Regions from separate parts of the Homo sapiens genome. Here all the other regions are linked to region 7. Evidence: chromatin contacts called from ENCODE Hi-C or POLR2A ChIA-PET data. All regions are on one chromosome and are shown on one strand. The core of a region is the stretch at or near the end of the contact, and the rest is flanking DNA. Distances in the headings are between cores, read along the strand shown.

Region 1 (2,714 bases), core at 37-2,536, 1.7 Mb before region 7:
AATCCCAGCACTTTGGGAGGCCAAGATGGGAAGATCGCTTGAGGCCAGGAATTGGAGACCAGCCTAGGCAACATGGTGAAAACCCATCTCTACAAAAAACTAAAAAATTTGCCAAGTAGGCCGGGCGCGGTGGCTCAGGCCTGTAATCCCGGCACTTTGGGAGGCCGAGGCGGGCGGGTCACGAGGTCAGGAGATCGAGACCATCCTGACTAACATGGTGAAACCTCGTCTCTACTAAAAAATACAAAAAATTAGCCGGGCGTGGTGGCGGGTGCCTGTAGTCCCGGCTACACGGGAGGCTGAGGCAGGAGAATGGGGTGAACCCAGGAGGTGGAGCTTGCAGTGAGCCAAGATCGTGCCACTGCACTCCAGCCTGGGTGACAGAGTGAGACTCTGTCTCAAAAAAAAAAAAAAAAGAAAAAAGAAATTAGCCAAGTATGGTGGTGCACACCTGTAGACTCAACTACTTGGGAGGCTAGCCAGGGGTATGGTTTGAGCCCGGGAGGTTGAGGCTGCAGTGAGCCAAGATCACACCACCGCACTGCAGCCTGGGTGACAGAGCAAGACCTTGTCTCAAAAAAAAAAAAAAAGTGGAATTTGAAGTTACAGTGAACCCCTTGTGTGTCATACAAGAACCTTGTCTATTTTTCCAAACCCATCTTCTGTCTCTTCCTCACTGGTACCTTATGGTCTAGTCATTCATGCCACACCTATTTCATCCATCCCCTCCTTTGAGTAGGTCCTCTGTAGGGCTTCTCTGATTTAGTTACTAATTCTCTGTGGTCCCACAGTTCTCCGAACATATCTATAAAGCATTGAAACTTTCTCATTCTCTAGACGGTGAGCTCCTTCATCTCTGAACCCCCCTCCCCCACCCTAAAGATCAGCAGAATACCAGGCACAGAGCATATGTCCAATAGATGATGGTTAAAGAAGTAATAAAACAATTAAACTTGCGTTGTGGAGATTTCATATACTGAGGAGTGTAATGTGGTGGAACTTTCCCGACTCTCCAAATCCCCTCGGACTTGCAGAGAAAAACGGAGGTGAGAGACCCTACCAATCAACTTGACAAGAACGACTGACTACCTATAACCCTAACTTTCGCCAGGATCAAAAGACGAAAGCCCGCAACCACCCCCGGGTCCCTCACTAGCCACCGCTTACGGTTGGCTGTAGTAACGTGGCAGAGGCAGCAGCGGAACCCCCCACGCGGCAGCGATTCGACATCCGAATCCACCGCCGCCATAGCGACTCTCCTGTACCGACAAAAACACAAGCACCTCTGCCACCACCGGAACCCACTTCGCCAAAGCTCAACGCGCTCGGAAGCAACTTCCGCCGATCCGATAGGAAGTGACATAAAGTCGTTCAATTGCGCGGACACACTCCTCCGGAAACCAAGCTCCTTCGACTCTGGGTTCCGTTTCTAGCCGCTGTCCAGTCCCCGCCCGTTTCAGGAAAAGCGGCGCGTTACGATGCTTATCTGCATGCGGTAAGCCGATTGGTGTGCTTTAAGCTGTTCAGACGTTGATTGGCCCAAAGCATCGTGAATATTCATGACAGCAGCCACAAAGGCCGGCGCCGGGTGGCATCTTGCGGCAGCTCCTTCACCCCGCAGTAGACACCCGTGCGTCTGTACCCTCGACCCTTATTTACCCGACGAATAAAGGCGGAGGATCGGCGGCTTCCAATTCTTTGCCCCACGGAGCCCAGGGCTGTCCCTGGACTTCCAACCTTTTCAGGGCTGTTACTCCCTCCCTCCGCCCCCTGTCCTCCCGCAAAACGGGTGTTCTGCGACGGCTTCTAGCCCTGGTTGGGGAGCTCTGCCACCACCGGGCACCTTCCGGACTCCACGAGGTCCTGGAGCCAGGCCCATTCCTTCCGCAGTAGTGGGCTGCGTGGTGTACGCCGGAGGCGCCAGAGCTACTGGCGCACCTCAGAGCAGTGCGACAAGACAAAACCGAGTGCCAGTAACTGAGTTTAGACACTGGAGGGGGCGAATGCTGTCAACCCCCTCCTGGTATAATTGTCAGTTCATCCCAACGCCGCCGAGGTGTAGGCTCAGGACAGGGAGGGACTACGGGGAGCTGGGGATGCCCTAGGGACAGGGACCATAACGAGGTGGAGAGAACTATCAGATGGGCTCAGCAGCTTGTGCTGTGGTTATCAGCCCACAGCTTTGAATGGCGCAAAGAGCAGTGGACCTAAGGCAGACACCAAGGTCTTTGACCTTGAACAAGTCACAACTGTTGAGGCCGTTTCCCATCTCTAAAGGAAGTGCCCAAGGAGCACACAGCAGGCTGAACTTCTTGTTCTCTATCCTAAGGTGTTCCTTCTAATGGGCCCAGCTCAGGCATCTAATCTCAGTGTCCCAAACCTTTAAGGCAGGAAACAGTGCTACAGTGGATCGGGATATCATCGAGACTGGCCTTGAGGATCCTGAAGCAGCAGGCTGTACACATACACCCAGAGGTGCTAGGGTGGTTCAGTGGTAGAATTCTCGTCTGCCAAATACACCACACAGCTAGGTGAGGGGATCCTCCTATAACCCCACCACCACCCCCAAGGGGGTATACATGTTACCCTGGCTGCTAGCAACTTCCAGAATTCCTTAAACAAAAGGGAGAGGGGAGTAAGAGGTGGGAAACAGAGGAAGAAACACCCCCATTCCCCTTTCCTATGGAGGCCACCAGTCATCCAGAAAGCTCATC
Region 2 (2,774 bases), core at 179-2,678, 1.6 Mb before region 7:
GATTAAGATTTTTCTCTTCACTGGTTAACTATTAAACTCGACACTGTTACACTAGAGGCTCTCCCTTACAGCTCAAAGAGGAGCAAGGTTGGATTTTCAGATTCTCTGTGGCTCAAGCTCTGGTAACATGCTTTTAATGGAACGGACTTTGACGGACTTCGATTTTTGCTTAACATTTTTACGGCGAAAAAGTTAGGTCAGGTAGCCCAAAGACCTGACCCTCTAACTGTGGGCCTAGTTCTCCGTGTAATCCCCAATTGCTTAGCACTTTCTCAGCTAAGAAAAATATAACAAGCACCGTGGGAGACTGTTCCACAGGTAGCTCACAAGTAGTTCGCATGCAAAATCACTCACTGCCATCCACTATCACCAAGGAACCAAGTTAGGCAGGAACCTTCCTCCTGCAAAGAGTAGGGCCACGAGAGGCGGCCTAACCCCTCAGAAAGGTGGGTAGAGAATGAAAGGAGTTCCATCAAATGGCACTTTGAGGCAAGCGAGAACAAGGACTCGGACCCTGCGGTGCAGGGCGGGGTGCTAGATCAGGGGCGCAGCCGGCAGGTTGGAGCCGGGCTCGGCTGCCAGCTCCTCACCCTGTTCCTCGGCGGCCTTGTCACCCGGCACCTCGGATCCCGGCGTCTCGTCCCCGCTCCGCTCCTCGGGTTCGTCTTCCTCCCTCTTGCCGAGGCCCTGCTCTTCGCCACCATTTACCCCGCCTGACCCGGCCGTGGCCTCCGCCGGCTTCTCGGAAGCATCTGGCTCGGCCGCGGCCTCCATGGCTGCCGCCTCCGGGGGCTCCGGCGGCGGCTGCGCGGCCTGACCCAAGGCTTGAGCAGGGGGTGGCTCCTCGTCCTCGTCCTCAAGCAGCGCCTCCTCGTCCTCCTCCTCCTCCTCTTCGTCCTCCTCCTCGTCCCCGCCCGGGCCGCCGCCCGACGCGGCCACAGGCCGAGGCTCCGCCTTGCAGGCCCCGCCGGGCCCGGCCCCGCCGCCGCCGGCCTCGTCCTCGAGCATCTCGGCGTCCAGCGCCTCCTGCAGCCGCTGCGCCAGATCCACCTTGAGGCCGCGCGAGTCCAGGCCCCGCCGCTGCAGCTCCGACCGCAGCTCGGTCACTTTCAGCCGCTTCACCTCCATCGCCGCCGCCGCCTCCTCCGCCTCCCGCCGCCTCCTCCCCTGCGAACCGTCGACCGAGTCCGACCGCGCAGGCGCCGCCGCCGCCGCCCGCCTCCGCCTCACGCGCCAGCACTGAGCCCGCGCGAGCGAGCGCACGCACGCAGGAGCGGAGGCCGCGCACGGTCCCGCTGCGCAGTGTTTGCTTCTCCTTCGTCTCCCCTCCCCCTTTCGGCTCACGGAGCCCAAAACAACGCAGCAGGGAGCTGTTTCCCCTCCAGGCCCTTGGTTCCCCAGCCGCGGGCAGGCGCGCGCGGAGGACGACGGAGTTCCTCCCGCTTCCTCCCGCCCTCTGGCGCCCCCGGGCCAATCGCCGCCGGTGCTTTTATCGCGCAGCCGCAGTGGAGTCCAAGACGGGCAAGGCTGGCTGCAGCTCAAGTGCCTCGTAGCACGGAAGCGTGTGCGCGCCGGTCTTTCAGTACTTCCAGCCGGGGAGTTCTGCGCAGCCGCCCGGAGCTCCCCGATGCCATGCCCCTCCCACCACCCTTACTTCCGTCTGACTTCCATTTGCTGTGGCGTTTTAGGGGTCGCTAGCCTCTTTTCCCTACTGTCTGTGCTTGCAGCAGTAACGACAAAAAAAAAGTCATTAGAGAATGTGTTGCAACATGTAAGCCTAGTAGCAATTGTTTTTCTGGCTAGGAAGCAAAAGGGCTCCCCAGAACGAAGAAATACTGTAATCCGGGCCCTCCTTTTTCCTCAACGCCTCAACTTCTACCCAGCAACAGAGGCCCTTGAACCCGCCCTTTTTCTCTTATTGGACAACTTGAATCGTCATTTGCCGTTCCGATTGGTCATCCGTGATCGTCCGGATTTTTCCAATTGGCGAAGCTGCCAGGGGAATTTTTTTTTTTTTTTTTTCCCAGGTTGGTCCGCTGAGGAGGCGGGGTCGTTTCTGCGGGATTATTTTTCCGGAGCCTCTTCTGATTGGGTGGTGTGGCGCAATGCGCGCGACCCTCAAGATACCAAACTGTACGCATCTCTGACCCTTTCCTCTCCTTGCTCCTGCTGGTAAACCGAAGCCCAGGAGACTTCCAGGTTTGGGCATCTGCAGAGGGCGAGGAACTGGTCACGGCGCCGGGTGGGCTTGCAGCTGTGACGCTTATGTGGACACCTCAGTGTCGCTGGTGGTTCACCTCGGCTTCCCAGTTTATTTATTGACGTCAACAAATAAATGTTGAATAAGGAAGAAGAGTTAGAATTGCTTGAAGCCCTCTGGAGTTTTAGCACTAGTCCCGCCCACTCCCTTCTACTTCCAGGTCGGGGGGGGGCGGGTCCAATAGAAAGGCGGAAGCCAGTGTCCCAGGCGTTCTCACGCCCGCAACAATTCCTGAGTAGGGCCTTGCTTGAGTTCTTCGGAAAGTCTCATCCACCCCCACATCGCCTCTTTAGGAAGTCACTTAATGTTGGGCTTCATTATTCCCACATCCCTTTCCTTACTACTTGCCTGCACTTCTTGAGAAAAAGACTGCAGAAAGGAGAGGTGGGGCTTTCAGTAGAAACAAGCAAACCGCAGGTCCCTGTGGGGGGACTCTCCAGGAAGAAGGGTAATTTCCTGCCTCCTTAAATTGGCTGCTACTGTCAGTTATTTTGCTCCCAACCCCAGAGCTTCA
Region 3 (2,761 bases), core at 261-2,760, 1.6 Mb before region 7:
GTGGCTTATGCCTGTAATCCCAACACTTTGGGAGGCTGAGGTGGGCGGATCACCTGAGGTCAGGAGTTCAAGACCAGCCTGGCCAACATGGTGAAACCCCGTCTCTACTAAAAATACAAAAATTAGCCGGGTGCAGTGGGGAGCACCTGTAATCCCAGCTACTCGGGAGGCTGAGGCAAGAGAATAGCTTAAACCCAGGAGGCAGGGGTTGCAGTGAGCCGAGATCATGCCACTTCACTCCAGCCTGGGCAACAGAGGGAGACTCTGTCTCAAAAAAGAGGAAAAAAAAAAAAAAAAAAAAAAAGGACACAGAAAGTAATTAATGGGATGGGAACTCTTCCTCAAGACACAGGAGGCCTTGAAACTTACAAGTGAAATCCTATGAGTGCCTTTGGGAAAATTCTTCGAGTTTTATGCGCCTATGTGTGCACTTTTCTGTATGTAAAAATAAGTTTACTTATAAAAATCTGTGTGAATGTATAACATTACTTGGAGAATGGAGAGCCAACAGATTTCCTGATATTCTTTTTTTTTTTTTTTTTTTTTTGAGACGGAGTCTCACTCTGTGGCCCAGGCTGGAGTGCAGTGGCGTGATCTCGGCTCACTGCAACCTCCGCCTCCCAGGTTCAAGCAATTCTCCTGCCTCAGCCTCCCGTGTAGCTGGGACTACAGGTGCCGGCCACAACGCCTGGCTAATTTTTGTATTTTTAGCAAAAACGGGGTTTCACCATGTTGGTCAGGCTGGTCTCGAACTCCCGACCTCAGGTGATCCGCCCACCTCAGCCCCCCAAAGTGCTGGGATTACAGGTATGAGCCACCATCCCCGGCTTTCCTGAGATTCTTAACAGAATCCAAAACCCAAAGAAAGGTTGTCTGCTACAGGTATTGTGAGAGGCTATCAGAGCTTAGGAACTAACAGCCGACAGACATTCCCCGCATAAGCGTCAGTGCACAAGGTGAGCTGAGAGGTGAAGCTGCTCCGGAGCTCTGCAGGGAGGAAGGAAGACTCGGTGGGGACGACCAACAGGAAGAGGGTCTAGTACTTACGCCCGCTTCTTGAGGTGGTGCCGCGTGATCAGCCCTTGGTCTATCACAGCCCCGACCACCCGGTGCCTCAGACGCCGCTCCCGATTCAACACCCGCCGGCGTTTGAACAGCTTCTTCTTCAGCTCCTGCCGGGGAGAAAGATGCGAATCAGATGGAGTGGGCTCGCCGCGACCCGGGGCCCCTCCACCAGGCAGCCCCGGCCCCTCACTGATCCCATCTCGTGCGAGATAAAAGGGCTCAGGAACGCTTGAGGAAACAAAGTCGCGGCCCCCACACAGTCACCGTTCGGGGCCGGTTGATCTTTCCCCCCGGAGCTCCCATAGTCGCGATTCCACTCCAGTTCACGGTCCGTACTTCCGCTCAGCGCCGGATCCGCGGGGCTCCGCCCCGGCCTTCCGCGGGCCAATCGCAACTCGGGGGCGGGTCCTCGGGCTATATAAAGGAGCTCCGCGGTGCGGGAGGCCTTTCGGAGGGTGGTGAGCTAGTAAGTGTGGTTTTAGCTGTAGTAGCCAGATTGGGCGGCCGGGAGTGGTGGGGGTGCCGGGTGGAAGGCTCTGGGCGGGGTCTCAGGACCCTCCTTTTCTTGGCGGGGATCGGGCTTGTGGTGCCGCTCCCCGTAATGTACGGAGGAAGAGGGAAAGGGCTCTGGCCCCCTCGGCGTCATGTCTTCGGTGCTGGCGGCTTCCCATCCGCTGGTTCTATCCTCAAACGCCGGGACACCGGGAATCTCGGAGAAGGACAACCGAGATCCAGCTGGCTCCTCCATCGGGGTGCTCACACTTTCTCATTTGATTTCAGGTCTGCGGACGCTGTATACCCTCCTCCACTTCCCGCTGCAGCCAATAAAGGCCGTTCCTACCATAGTCTGTGTCCGCGTTCTTTTTTCCGGGACTGCAGAGTTCGGGGAAGCTGTACGCCGCCTTTCGCTACGCGGAATTTGCAGATCTTCCCCTGGACCTCAGGCCTCTCCGGCTGGAGTAGGGTGGACGCTTCACATAAGCTTCTCTGGTCGAACTTACCCGAATCTCCAGATGGCCGCGCTGCGTCGAATGCTCCACTTGCCGAGCCTGATGATGGGGACGTGCCGCCCCTTTGCGGGTAGGGAGGTGGGGGCAGAGTGGAGAGGGCAAGGTGGGGGCAGAGTGGGGAGGGTAAGGTGGGTTCCTCGTGAGTCAGGAGTGTAGTCCCTGAAATTGTGATTCTCAAACCCTACGGTGGGCCGTGCGTGGTGGCTCACGGCTGTAATGCTAACACTTTGCCAGGCCGAGGCGGGCAGATCGCTTGGCCCAGGAGTTCGAGACCAACCTAGGGCAACATAGCGAGACCCTGTCTACAAAAAAAATTAACCGGGCACGATGGCGCCTATAGTCCTAGCTACTCAGGAGGCTGAGGTGGAGGCTTCAGTGAGCCATCATTGTGCTACTGTACTCAACCCTGGGTCACAGAGTGAGACCCTGTCTCAAAAAAAAAAAAGACGCCAGTGTGTATATACGACGTTTTTGCAGTGGCGACATAGACCAAGTGACACCCTCCAACCGTGCCCACAGGCTCACTGGCTGATAGTTGCCTGGCGGACCGCTGTCTCTGGGATCGGCTGCATGCCCAGCCTCGTTTGGGCACTGTCCCCACCTTCGACTGGTTCTTTGGATACGACGAAGTCCAGGGGCTCCTACTGCCATTGCTGCAGGAGGCACAGGCTGCCAGTCCTCTGCGA
Region 4 (2,700 bases), core at 133-2,632, 1.7 Mb before region 7:
GTAAATAGAAGTACAGTGAGTTGAGGCCGGGCGCGGTGGCTCACGCCTGTAATCCCAGCACTTTGGGAGGCCGAGGCGGGTGGATCACGAGGTCAAGAGATCGAGATCATCCTCACCAACATAGTGAAACCCCGTCTCTACTAAAAATACAAAAAAATAGCCAGGCGTGGTGGCGGGTGCCTGTAGTCCCAGCTACTCGGGAGGCTGAGGCAGGAGAATGGCGTGAACCCAGGAGGCGGAGCTTGCAGTGAGCCGAGATCTCGCCACTGCACTCCAGCCTGGGCAACAGAGCGAGACTCTGTCTCTCAAAAAAAAAAAAAAAAGACGTACAGTGAGTTAAATACCCTCTGGGGCCCTATTTGCACAGTCTGTAAAATTGGTTCGGAAAGATGCCAATGGAGATAGGATTCCTAAAGCATCTTTCAGATATGACCTGTTGGAGGGCCCTAAGGAATTCACGGCGGCCTTGACCACCCCAAGAGAGGTGTTCATAGGCCAAAGTCAGGAATAAGCTGCAGGGCAAGTTGCACGCATTTATTGTTTCAGATCACAGGCTCCGAGGGAACTGAGTTTATGATCCACGCTTTCTTCATCGCTTTGGAGAGTACACGCCTACCCCACCCCAGTATATCCGTTAGGTCCTAGTAAACATTTGTGGCACTGGTGATATGTTTCGAATCTTTTTTTTTCCCCAGTAATATAAACCCGAGAGCGTGGACCAAGCCATTCGATTACATGTTGTGTTTGAGCAACACCATCCACGCCGTGAGCTTACTGGACCCTGGGCCGTGCCCAGCGACCGTGGACACTGAACTAAGCCAGAGCTGGTGCTCACGTGAAGACAAGGGCAGAGGAGGATTCGGAGCTCTACAGGGTAGAGCCAGAAGGGTAGTACAGGCTTAACTGCTGGCCCGGTGCTTCCAGCTCAGCCGAGGGGCCGCGGGGCCGCAGGCTGCATTCCCCGAGGCCAGGCCGCATCTTTTCCCCCGCCCCGACGACCCCGCGCACTGCAGGAAGGGGGCGGCGACGTTGACCGCCGCAAGCAGCCAAAGGAGGGCGGCGGCTGAGAGCGGCCAAGACCAAGAAAGACGCACAGCTGTGGCTTTACTAAACCGCCGGGCGGGAGCCCGGAGCCCCACAGGCAAGGCCCCCAGCGTCGCTCGGATCTACCACGGGGAGACCGGAGGCGTCTGAGGCCGCCTCCAGAGGAACAAAGGTTCCTCACGAGGCCGGGGGTGGCAGAGTGTCAAGAGACACACAGGAAGGAGTGGAATGGGACTTGGGGGATCTGGGGGCGTCCCGGGCGCGCCCCCAGATTCCGGGCTCCTCACCGCCTCCTACGCGCCGCCACTGCCGCTACCGCCGCCATCTTGTGCAGAGTTTGCTCCTTGACCCCAAACCTCCCGCCCCATCGCGCGCGCTCAGCCACGTATCCTAGTTCCCGCCCCTTCCGGCCTTATGATTGGTTCGACCTGAGCGCCGCCGGGCAGCTGTCTCATTGGTAGAGTGCGCACTCCAAATTATCGCAGGGGGCGGGGCTTCAGGCCAGGGGCGGGAACGTCCAGAGCCAGGCGCTGTCAGACTTTGCACGCTCTCAGCATGACAGAAGCACTGGACTGGTTTTCTCAAGTTGGCAAATTTTATTTAGAAAAAAAAAAGTGGGAGAGAAAAAAGTGACAGCGCTCTTTAGACCAAGGACTTAGAAGAGAAACCTCCACCCTTCCGGAGCACGTTAGTCCCTTCCCTCTCTCACTGCTCAACCTCCCTGGGCTTCCAGAGCAAGAAAAGGCTACGTCCCCTGTCGAAGGAGAGTGGACGGTGAAGGTGCCTGGAAACGGCCAGAGAAAAGACCTAGGCGGTCGATGTTGCGGTGGAGGACACTGTGCAGCACAGCCAGATGGGGTCCACCCTCACCTCCACCCTCCCTGGAGAAGTCCCGAATGAAGCGACCCCGCTCTGATTGGAAGATGAACTTCTGAGGCAAGGGCCCATGCTCCCGGAGAAAACCCCAGACACTGAGCAGCAGCAGACGCACCTCGAAAGGTGCCAGTTGGCTAAATACTTCATGCATATTACCCAGGGCCGGAGGCAGGAGGCTTCCCTCAGCCATGACAGCCACTAAGGTGCAGGATGCCTCCAGGTGCCAGGGGGAGTGGGTCGTGTCAGGGTGGCGAGAGGCTTCCCAATGGCCCAAGAGGGCGGCCAGCAGCCCCCGAAGCAGCACGGAACAGTAGCACAGGGCTGGGGGTGCAGCTGCTACCAGCTTTAACAGCTCAAAGAGCAGGGGCTGTTCGCGGAAGCGCCGGCCAATGCGGAGATCCCGCTCCACGGTGGCCCGGGCGTGTTCCTCGGGGGGCCAGGCCAGCTCTGCACCAGCTGCATCGGGACACACACTCTCCACCAAGGTCACTGCCACTGCTTTGGCTGCCTCTGGACTCAAGATGGGTGCCCCCCAGCATTCCCCACATTCAGTGCCCCCTGGGGCACTGCAGCAGTGAACCAGGAGGCTGAGGAGGCTCTGGGTGTTATAGATCACTTCCTGCTGATTTCGTGACTGGACAAACTTGGGTGGCTTTAAGCCACGGCCGATGACTCCAGCATGGAAAACTGACCAAATCCCTCCAGGACCTGGCACAGCTGCAGTGTGCCTCCGGTTAGTGTCCAACAGGGAGGCAGAAGCCAAAGAAGCTGAAACAACTG
Region 5 (2,700 bases), core at 2-2,501, 1.6 Mb before region 7:
ACCCACATCAAGAGATGGCAGTGGCTCCAATGAAACTGCTGAGATGCCAGAAGAGAAGTAGTTTGTAGGAATGGTCTCAGTGGAGCTACTAGGGCTGGCAAGAGAGACATCAGCCACTGGTGGATGAGGTGCCCGCAGATGTGGTGCGTCAACCTCCATGCCAGGCTGTGTAGTGTCAGCCCCACTAGACATTGGTGGCTCATCTGGAGGACGGACAGTAGGTGAGGGAGCAGCAGAGCCTTTCCATTCCCCTTTGCCCCAGTGGCCTGATGTCTCAGCAGATGCCAACGAAGGTTGGGTGCCACGGGAAGTACTAGACAAAAACTCCAAACTAGGAAGCTGTGAGTTGGTTTCCTCCTCCTTCTTGGTACTGTCTGCCTCTGCCAGGGCCCGGGCTTGAAGCCGCCGCTTACACACCTTGACGATGTCATTCATGTGCAAGTAGCTGGCAGCTGCCAGCACATCCTCCACAGGGGTATCCCCTCTCAGGGTCAGCTGGCCAGCATACATAAAGTCCAGAAGCAGCCCAAAGGCTGGGGCTGTGACAATTTCATTGTGAATACACACCAGATCCCTCTTGTCCAATTCCCGCTCCTTGTAGAAAAGCTGGAAGAATGGGCTGCAGGAGGCCAGCACAGCCCGATGGGCCAAGAACTGGGTACTACCCACCATCACGGTGCAGTCACAAAGGAAACCCTGGGACCGCTGCTCCCGGAGGCTCTGCAGCAGCTGCTGACTGTGTTCTGGGAACTCCATAGTACCCCACGAAGGAAAGGGGGCCCAAAAAAGGTCCCCACCAGTGGCTCCCTGAGAAAAAAGGGCAGTGAGTTAAGACAGGTAACCTCCCCAGCAACCTTATCAGCCCTTAACTATCACTTGCCACTCCAAAACAATCGCTTAAGTTACTGCCCTTCTTTCTCCTAGGTCACACCCAAAGCTCTCCCATTAGCTCCGCCCACCTCGGCCTAACCTTAGAACAGGCCCCACCCCCGTCCGATAAGCCCTGCCCCCGGAAGTCCCGCCCCTTAGCCACCCTCCGCTTCCTTGATGCCCACCCGGTAGCGTCCAACGGCTCCACGAAGTAGAGATCTTTTTCGCTCCCAGGCCTTGCCAGGCGATGCCTCTACGCCCCACTTCGAGAACTCCCTAAGCATCTCCCTCACGCATTCCAGGGGCTAAGGACTACCAGGGTGGGAACTAGCGGAGAAAGCTGATACCTCACCCACCACCGAGCAGCCACAGGGCGAGCTCCGCCCCTTCCCACCTTCTCAGCTTTAATTGGCTTAAGATTGCCCTCCCCTGTCACGGATTGGTCCGCTCTCCACTAACCATCCTCCCTCTAACTGCCGTCTACAATTGGGTGCTCGCCGCCATCGCTTTTGCAGTCAGGCGTTGGATTGGGTGACGCTCCTGTCCTCAACTTTTCCTCTTCGTCCCGCCTTCCTTGCCTCCGAGCCCTCAGGATTGGCTGAGCTTCTCCTTCTACCTAATCCAGCAGGCAGGAGGTACCCGGCTCCGAGTCGCTGAACGCGGCGCTCTCCTGGCGAGGCTGGAGGTCGGGAACCCTGCAGTGTCGGACCCGAGCTGACAGCAAGCCACTCCCGCTACAGGCTGACAGGGAAAAAGAGAACCAACTAGGCCAGGCGCAGTGCTTCACGCCTGTAATCCCAGGACTCTGGGAGGCCGAGGAGGGCGGATCACTTGGGGTCAGGAGTTCGATACCAGCCTGGCCAACATGCTGAAACCCCGTCTCTACTAAAAATACAAAAATTAGCAGGTCTTGGGGGCGCGCGCCTGTAATCCCAGCTACTGGGGAGGCTGAAGCAGGAGAATCACTTGAACCCGGGAGGCGGAGGTTGCAGTGAGTCAAGATCGTGCCACTGCACTCCAGCCTGGGCGACAGAGTAAGACCCTATCCCCCCACCCCCCCAAAAAAAGAGAACCAACTGGTGACTGTGGGCAATAGCCCCACGTCCCTGAACTGCGTTTGTCTCTTGAAGGTCCCTTCCTCTCAAAAATTCTAAGATTTGCCGGGTTCGGTGGCTCACGCCTTTAATCCCAGCAGTTTGGGAGGCTGAGACGGGCAGATCACTTGAGGTCCGGAGTTCAAGAGCAGCCTGGCCAACATAGTGAAACCCCATCTCTACTAAAAATACAAAAATCAGCTGGGCATGGTGGCGCGTGCCTGAAATCCCAGCTTCTAGGGAGGCTGAGGCAGGAGAATCTCTTGAACCCAGGAGGCAGAGGTTGCAGTGAGCCAAGATAGCGCCACTGCACTCCAGCCTGGGAGACAGAGCAAAACTCCATCTAAAACAAACAAACAAAAAAACATTTTAAGATGCCCTACTGCTCCACTCCTCCAAGCTAAGTTTCCGGGGCTCCCGGCTCAGTGATGGCATGAAAGAACTAGCAGCTACAGGGATGATGTCGTGGTGTCCCTAGCCTGGACTCTACAGTCAATTTACAGTGAGAGGATAGAGTGTTCTTTGTTTCCAGAGCGTGCTGAGCAGGTGCTGGTAGGAAGGGTAAGAATGGGGTCAGGATCATAAAATGTCCCAGGACAGGAGAGAAGAAGCAAAAACCGTGTCTACTGAAGAAATCTTTGAGAGTCTCTACACACCCAGAGGAAAAGGCTATAAGTTGGGAGTCACTGATAACTGCCCCGTCTGACCCAGGTAGTGTTACTAGAGGAGTAAACTC
Region 6 (2,700 bases), core at 1-2,500, 1.6 Mb after region 7:
CTCTGCGTCGTGCTTCGGGGTGCCCGAGCCAGGAGAGGGAGGGGCAATCCAAGGTAAATCTGGTCCCCCAAACTCCCCGGAACTGCAGAAGAAGCCGGCCACGTGACTCGGCCGCATCCGGAGTGGGCGGGGACAGGAGATCGGCTGGGCCCGGCCCCCTCACCAATGCAGAAACGCGTATCCGAGAGGCAGCAGCATCTCCAGGTCCCTAACCCTGTGGAATCGCCCTAAAACAACGGGTGTATCAGACCCATCTCCTGCAGGCAGGAGCCTGGGCAAGCTACATAACCTTCGGTTTTCTCAGCCCTCGGGCCGTATACAGGGGGCGGGGTGGTTTCCGGGCGGTGCCCGCCTGGGTCACTTCCCTAAACTCGGCTCCACCCTCACTCAGGCCCATCCGGGAAGGCCTCGCTGGCCCAGGGCTTCGGCACCGGCGGCCGGGCCTGAGCGTGCGCGCACGCGCCGACAGACAGCGCCGTTCCAGCCCTCGCCCGATGCACGGGTGAGAACGCAGCTCGTTAGATGCGCTCCCGAACGGGCCGCGGTCTCTGCGATGCCCCCTCCAAGCCTTGCGGTGCAAGGCCTTAATCGCAGGCACCCACGCCCCAACCGGGACCCCGTCTTCCCAGCATCACCCCTCGCCGCGCCAGCACCCGCCCCTCCCGGGCGCAGGCATCCCTGCCACCTGCTCCCGAGACGGACCCGGCTGCCGAGGGAGGGTGACGCGCAGACAGGAACAGCCTTGGGTGGGGCGCGCGCGCCGAGACCTCTCGCGCGCTTTTTCCTCGCCGCCCCCGGGCCGGGTTTGGACGCCGCATGCTCCAGTCGAGAGCGCGCCCCTAAGAAGAAAGGCGCGACGCCGGCCGTTCCGCGAGGGGCGCCCCAGCGCGCGCCCCGAACCCCTCCCCCCGCGGCCGGTGTCCGCGCGGGCGCACCAGCGGGTGGGGGAGGGGAGCCCAGGCGGAGCGCGAGCGACGTCCAGACCGGCCCTCCCCGGCGCCCACGGGCGCGCACGCGCATTCCGGCACCGCCCGCCCCTTCGTGCGAGACCCTCATCCCGCCCGGGGCGCTGGGGGAGGGGGTGCGGACGTCGCTCCCCAGTCGCTTCCCGCGCGCAGGCGACCGACCCGCAGCCGCCTCCCTCAGGCGCCGTGGCCTGCCGCTCACCATGTTTCCGGAAACGAAAAGGAGAGGGCACCGAGAGCCGCAGAAGACGAGAGCGCTGCAGCCGCTGCCGGGACCCGACTGAACGCGGCCTCTCCCGGCCCCTTCCGTTTAGTAGGAGCCGCACAATGAGGGGTGGGGCGGGCTTCCGGCGCTCCCACCGCGAGCCGACGGGAAATGGAGTCCGCTGGCCCTGCGCCGCCGCCTCGCTCGCTGGGTAACGGAGTCTTCCCGCCGGCCGGCTCCGAGCTGCAGTGCATGTAGGGAAATGTAGGCCCAGGTCCTGGGCGGCACCGCAGCGCGCAGCGCGAGCCCATTGGTCCAATTTCCCAGGAACCGCTCTGAGCCCGGCGAGGCGGCGCTCAGTAAAATGACCCGAAAACGATCCCCGACTAAGCGGCTCTTTATCCCACAGCAAAACGGCTTTCTTAAGACCCATCTGGTATTATCTGGATCCCTTGGCCTGAAATTTTTGAGTGAGGTTAGGGTTTTGCATTTCTGAATCGAAGCAACTATTGATTAGCCTGGAATCCCGACCTAAAGCAAAGGAAATCACAAGTATGAAGGCGTCGTCAGTCGGATAAACACTAGTACTCTGCATGTGTAAAGCCACTCTCGTCTCCTGAAAAAAGGCCATGTCCAACGTCAGTAAAACAAGAATAGGAGGAAAAGGCACAGGGGAAAGGTACAAGGAAATCTCTGAGAGCTTTGTTCTTGTTTAAAGATGTTTGGCAAAGTCATGAGGCGTTAAAGGGTAAAGACGAGGGTTTGTGCATTCAATTCAAGGCTTCTTTACATGCCTTTACGTGCCAATGAGAAGAAATAGATATTAAACCAGACTTGAACCCAGCTCTCGAGTTGATAGCCAGGTACATGGTTATTCTAACATCCGCAAAACTGAGACAAGTTCTGTGGTAGTATATGCCTTAAAAAAAAAAAGAAACGAGCGGGGGACTCCGGGATGATTTTGTTGTTCTAGAACAGTGACCACAGCCTCACACTCTGCAGGAAAAGACTGGGTCGCAAACAAGTCAGAGGCAAACCCAGAAAGGGAACTGGGGGCCCTAATCCTATAAACGGAATTAAGGGTGTAAACGGAGAGCGATGCCTGGGAGTGGGGTACCTTGCAGAGCATACCGGGGGTTGTAGTCGGGGACATTCCACAGCACCGCCCCCGCCCGGACTCCCGGCGCTCCAGGTGGAGACAGCAGCTTGACCCCGCCTCCCGCGAGCGACCCTACATGAATATGAGGCTAGCGCCCCCTTTTCTGAGCCTTAGAGTTTCCAAGAGCAACGGGGAGAGAGAGGGGGGCTTCGCAGTTACCCTGGAGACGCGCTCTCGCCCGCCCCCAGCCGCGGGATGCCCTAGATGTCCTTATTAGGACAAGAGACTCGAGGGGGCGGGGCCAGCCCGACAGCCGGCTTGAGGCTCCTTATAAGGCCGCGGCGGGCGGGAGGCGGGAGCCGGAGCCCATTGGTCCAATTTAGCTTGGCTGGGGCTACTGCGCCGTGGGCTAGGCACAGTCCTGAGGGGCG
Region 7 (2,700 bases), core at 18-2,517:
ATGGCTTAGAGTGGGTGGCTGGTCCAGAAGGTGGGCAAACTGCTCGCTACCACCGCCCTAGTTCAGGCCTGCAACCTCTTCCCTAGCCTTGACCTCATCCATCCTCCACCTTAACACTCAGCACCCTTAGAGATGCAAAGTTCCCCAGGCTAACACAGACCTGAGTGCCCTGCGCTACTGCTACCTCGAATCATCTGCGGTTCCTCGAATCACACATGCGGCGCCCCCTGGTGGGGAGACCTTTCGGTTGCTCACTGCCCTGAGCCGAGCTCTGCCCTCCTCCTAGGCTACCAGTTAGGGATCGGCAGGGACCACTTCCTGACTAAGGAGCTGCAGCGATACATCGAAGGGCTCAAGAAGCGCCGGAGCAAGAGGCTGTACGTGAATTAAAAACGCCACCTTGGGCTCGAGCAGCGACCCGAACCAGCCCCGTGCCAGCCCGGTCCCCAGACCCAAGCCTGACCCCATCCGAGTGGAATTTGAGTCCTAAAGAAATAAAAGAGTCGATGCATGGTCCGTGAGTCAGTGCAGGACAGCCCGCGTGAGGCGGACGCACGTGGCCCCGCCCTTCCCCGTGACCTTCATTCGGTCACCGCAGTGACCTTCATTCGGTCACCGCAGTGACCTTGAGCTTTCTCCGTCCGGGCCCTATCGGCCCTACCTTCCGGGACTCGCAATCCAGGACTTATTGCATGTTTTAAGTCGGCTTCACCCACCCCGAGTTCCGCAGCTCTGTGGGGCTACTGGGTCTACGGTTCGAGTGCTCAGTTGGTGTCGCTTTGGGGGAAGGGGGTAGGGGGAACGGGGCAGCACCTCCCTCCTCGCGACGGCGCGCTAGGCTCCGCCCCTCAAGCATAGGTAGCAGGTCCAGCCTCTCCGCTCGTCCCGCCCTTGCGTTTTCATCTGTAAGTGGTCTCTTGGCTCCGCGACTGCAGCCTGCACCGCCTCGCCCACTCCTCTCGCGCGCAGCAAGCCCCGCCTCCTCCGTTACGAAAGAGCGCTTCTGGCCCCACTTGCTCTCGGCTCTATTGTCCCCGCCCTCCGCGTCTCCGGCCCCGCCCCTCCCAGGGGCCGCGTACGCATGTGCGCCGCAGTGGCTCGGCGGGCTGCGGGGCGGGACCTGCACGAAGGCCCGCCCACTGGCGCTGCCGGCTCCGCCCCGACTCGTCCGGGCGCGCAGGCGCCGCCCGCCCCGCTGGTCTGATTAGCATAGGACCCCGGGCCCCGCCCCCTGCTTTGCATGCGCACGGCCGGCCCCACCCCCGCTGTCAGCTGGAGGAAGCGGAGTAGGAAGCGGCCGCGATGTCCTTTTGTGTCCTACAAGCAGCCGGCGGCGCCGCCGAGTGAGGGGACGCGGCGCGGTGGGGCGGCGCGGCCCGAGGAGGCGGCGGAGGAGGGGCCGCCCGCGGCCCCCGGCTCACTCCGGCACTCCGGGCCGCTCGGCCCCCATGCCTGCCCGACCGCGCTGCCGGAGCCCCAGGTCCGGGGGCGGAGGGGAGCGCTGCCGCGGGGGTGGGCGGGCGGGGCGCGGGGGCCATGTGCGAGCGCGGCAGGGAGGCGGGCGGGGCGGGCTGCAGGCGGGGTCCGACTCTGGGGCCAGTCCGGGCCACGGTTGGGACCCAGTCGAGGGTCGGACTGGTCAGGGTTCAGGCGGGATCCGGCGTCCGAGTCCTGGTGGGCCGGCCTGGGGCAGGATCTGGCTCTGGCTGCGGGTCCTGACTCGGGTCAGGGTTGGGCCTCCGATCCAGCCCGCTCCGGGGCAGGGTTCAATCCCGCATTTGCCGAAGTCCCTGGGGCTGGCCGGGGTGGAAGACGGGGAGGGCTCTATGTCTGGGAAGGGGCTCTGAAGACCACGTGGGGGCGCTCGAAGGGGCCTGGGGCCACCCTCCTCTCTGGGTCAAAGGTCATCGCACCGGCAGGGGAGAACTTCCTCCTCCTTGGCTCTCCCCACTTACTTCCTGATAACCTGGTAGAGGTCTCCCGCGGGCGGGGAGGGGGAGGCGTAGCAACTTTAGGCAACTTCCCAAAGGTGTGCGCAGGTTGGGGGCGGGACGCGGCGCCCCGGGAGGTGGCGGCCTCTGCGACAGCGGGAGTATAAGAGTGGACCTGCAGGCTGGTCGCGAGGAGGTGGAGCGGCGCCCGCCGTGTGCCTGGGACCGGCATGCTGGGGCAGGAGGGCAGCCGCGTGTCAGGTGTGAAAAGCTCTGGAGGTGTTTTCATGAGTCCGTGCCTGTGCGTGTGGATGTGGGGAGACCTAGTGAGAGTGTGTGTGATCATGAGCCTTGACTGAGTTCGTGGATGGGGTGTGCGCTCCAGGAGAAGTGTGTGAGCACAAGTGTGAGCAGGAGTGAGCACGGGTTTGGGAAGGCCGGTGCAAGTGTGAAAGCCCTCAGCAGAGAGCGAGCCTGCGTGGGCTTGTGGGGCTCCTGAGCACCCCGGTGAGTGGAGTGTGTGAACTCGGTGTGAGCACGTCCACTGGCCTTGGGTCTGCTCTCCAATGCAGAATACCCAGATGAGGGCAGGGTCTCAGAGGTCCCCCCAACATCTGGAGAAAACTGGGAAGTATCCTGCTCCTGGCTAGGGATTCCAGGTGGGGTTGAAGGTTGCCTGGGGGCTACGGTTACCCTGCTCCCTGGCCTGGGTGGGAGTAGGGGCTTTCTAAGCCTCCCCCAGGTTCCCAAGGGGGAGACCTGCTGTCAG

Evidence for each region. Hi-C counts contacts between places; a loop is a spot of excess contacts on that map. ChIA-PET counts read pairs that join two places held with the same protein, here RNA polymerase II (POLR2A). Pooled maps may share reads with other maps.
Region 1: a loop to region 7 is called in a pooled map, with 8 times the contacts of the local background. The contact joins the promoter of TUT1 here to the promoter of ESRRA in region 7. A Hi-C loop is called at or near these places in 6 of 50 pooled maps. POLR2A ChIA-PET finds 5 or more read pairs at or near these places in 3 of 52 experiments (CD4-positive, alpha-beta T cell, Caco-2 and GM12878).
Region 2: a loop to region 7 is called in a pooled map, with 10 times the contacts of the local background. The contact joins the promoter of HNRNPUL2 here to the promoter of ESRRA in region 7. A Hi-C loop is called at or near these places in 1 of 37 single-sample maps with no recorded cell type and 7 of 50 pooled maps. POLR2A ChIA-PET finds 5 or more read pairs at or near these places in 1 of 52 experiments (CD4-positive, alpha-beta T cell).
Region 3: a pooled map shows a loop between it and region 7 (5-fold over the local background). The contact joins the promoter of CSKMT here to the promoter of ESRRA in region 7. A Hi-C loop is called at or near these places in 1 of 50 pooled maps. POLR2A ChIA-PET finds 5 or more read pairs at or near these places in 5 of 52 experiments (BJ, CD4-positive, alpha-beta T cell, Caco-2 and 2 more).
Region 4: a loop to region 7 is called in a pooled map, with 6 times the contacts of the local background. The contact joins the promoter of GANAB here to the promoter of ESRRA in region 7. A Hi-C loop is called at or near these places in 4 of 50 pooled maps. POLR2A ChIA-PET finds 5 or more read pairs at or near these places in 4 of 52 experiments (BJ, CD4-positive, alpha-beta T cell, K562 and 1 more).
Region 5: a loop to region 7 is called in a pooled map, with 12 times the contacts of the local background. The contact joins the promoter of ZBTB3 here to the promoter of ESRRA in region 7. A Hi-C loop is called at or near these places in 6 of 50 pooled maps. POLR2A ChIA-PET finds 5 or more read pairs at or near these places in 3 of 52 experiments (CD4-positive, alpha-beta T cell, GM12878 and activated B cell).
Region 6: a pooled map shows a loop between it and region 7 (16-fold over the local background). The contact joins the promoter of CFL1 here to the promoter of ESRRA in region 7. A Hi-C loop is called at or near these places in 1 of 168 maps with a recorded cell type or tissue (naive thymus-derived CD4-positive, alpha-beta T cell), 1 of 37 single-sample maps with no recorded cell type and 6 of 50 pooled maps. POLR2A ChIA-PET finds 5 or more read pairs at or near these places in 3 of 52 experiments (CD4-positive, alpha-beta T cell, Panc1 and activated naive CD4-positive, alpha-beta T cell).

Annotation. Positions count from the first base shown.
Region 1 is chr11:62,590,237-62,592,950 of GRCh38, forward strand. It overlaps TUT1 (terminal uridylyl transferase 1, U6 snRNA-specific), which reads right to left and starts at 1,287. Exons shown (of 9, transcript NM_022830.3): 1 at 1,168-1,287. The coding sequence starts at 1,249. RefSeq lists enhancers at 1,097-1,792, 1,209-1,438.
Region 2 is chr11:62,726,029-62,728,802 of GRCh38, forward strand. HNRNPUL2 (heterogeneous nuclear ribonucleoprotein U like 2) reads right to left here and starts at 1,429. Exons shown (of 14, transcript NM_001079559.3): 1 at 591-1,429. The coding sequence starts at 1,128. It overlaps TTC9C (tetratricopeptide repeat domain 9C), which reads left to right and starts at 2,458. Exons shown (of 3, transcript NM_173810.4): 1 at 2,458-2,774. It overlaps HNRNPUL2-BSCL2 (HNRNPUL2-BSCL2 readthrough (NMD candidate)), which reads right to left and starts at 1,356. Exons shown (of 24, transcript NR_037946.1): 1 at 591-1,356. RefSeq lists silencers at 870-1,249, 1,420-1,579 and enhancers at 1,840-1,889, 2,140-2,339, 2,730-2,774.
Region 3 is chr11:62,663,802-62,666,562 of GRCh38, forward strand. CSKMT (citrate synthase lysine methyltransferase) reads left to right here and starts at 1,511. Exons shown (of 3, transcript NM_001043229.2): 1 at 1,511-1,531; 2 at 1,846-2,145; 3 at 2,595-2,761. The coding sequence starts at 2,079. LBHD1 (LBH domain containing 1) reads right to left here. Exons shown (of 7, transcript NM_024099.5): 5 at 1,048-1,172. C11orf98 (chromosome 11 open reading frame 98) reads right to left here and starts at 1,409. Exons shown (of 4, transcript NM_001286086.2): 1 at 1,330-1,409; 2 at 1,048-1,172. The coding sequence starts at 1,368. It overlaps SNORA57 (small nucleolar RNA, H/ACA box 57), which reads left to right and starts at 1,621; the gene lies at 1,621-1,769. RefSeq lists enhancers at 1,629-1,858, 2,529-2,638, 2,689-2,738, 2,759-2,761.
Region 4 is chr11:62,645,231-62,647,930 of GRCh38, forward strand. GANAB (glucosidase II alpha subunit) reads right to left here and starts at 1,383. Exons shown (of 24, transcript NM_198334.3): 1 at 1,332-1,383. The coding sequence starts at 1,369. It overlaps INTS5 (integrator complex subunit 5), which reads right to left. Exons shown (of 2, transcript NM_030628.2): 2 at 1,618-2,700. The coding sequence ends at 1,790. RefSeq lists enhancers at 1-389, 705-864 and a silencer at 1,475-1,554.
Region 5 is chr11:62,752,909-62,755,608 of GRCh38, forward strand. ZBTB3 (zinc finger and BTB domain containing 3) reads right to left here and starts at 1,252. Exons shown (of 2, transcript NM_001370809.1): 1 at 1,056-1,252; 2 at 1-807. The coding sequence starts at 756. RefSeq lists enhancers at 1-782, 1,663-2,540.
Region 6 is chr11:65,856,930-65,859,629 of GRCh38, forward strand. CFL1 (cofilin 1) reads right to left here and starts at 1,251. Exons shown (of 4, transcript NM_005507.3): 1 at 1,168-1,251. The coding sequence starts at 1,170. RefSeq lists silencers at 817-1,216, 2,627-2,700 and enhancers at 823-1,363, 1,297-1,346, 1,737-1,806, 2,367-2,456.
Region 7 is chr11:64,304,257-64,306,956 of GRCh38, forward strand. It overlaps ESRRA (estrogen related receptor alpha), which reads left to right and starts at 1,268. Exons shown (of 7, transcript NM_004451.5): 1 at 1,268-1,480. CATSPERZ (catsper channel auxiliary subunit zeta) reads left to right here. Exons shown (of 5, transcript NM_001039496.2): 5 at 287-514. The coding sequence ends at 390. It overlaps KCNK4-CATSPERZ (KCNK4-CATSPERZ readthrough (NMD candidate)), which reads left to right. Exons shown (of 11, transcript NR_133662.1): 11 at 287-513. RefSeq lists a silencer at 975-1,484 and an enhancer at 1,895-1,964.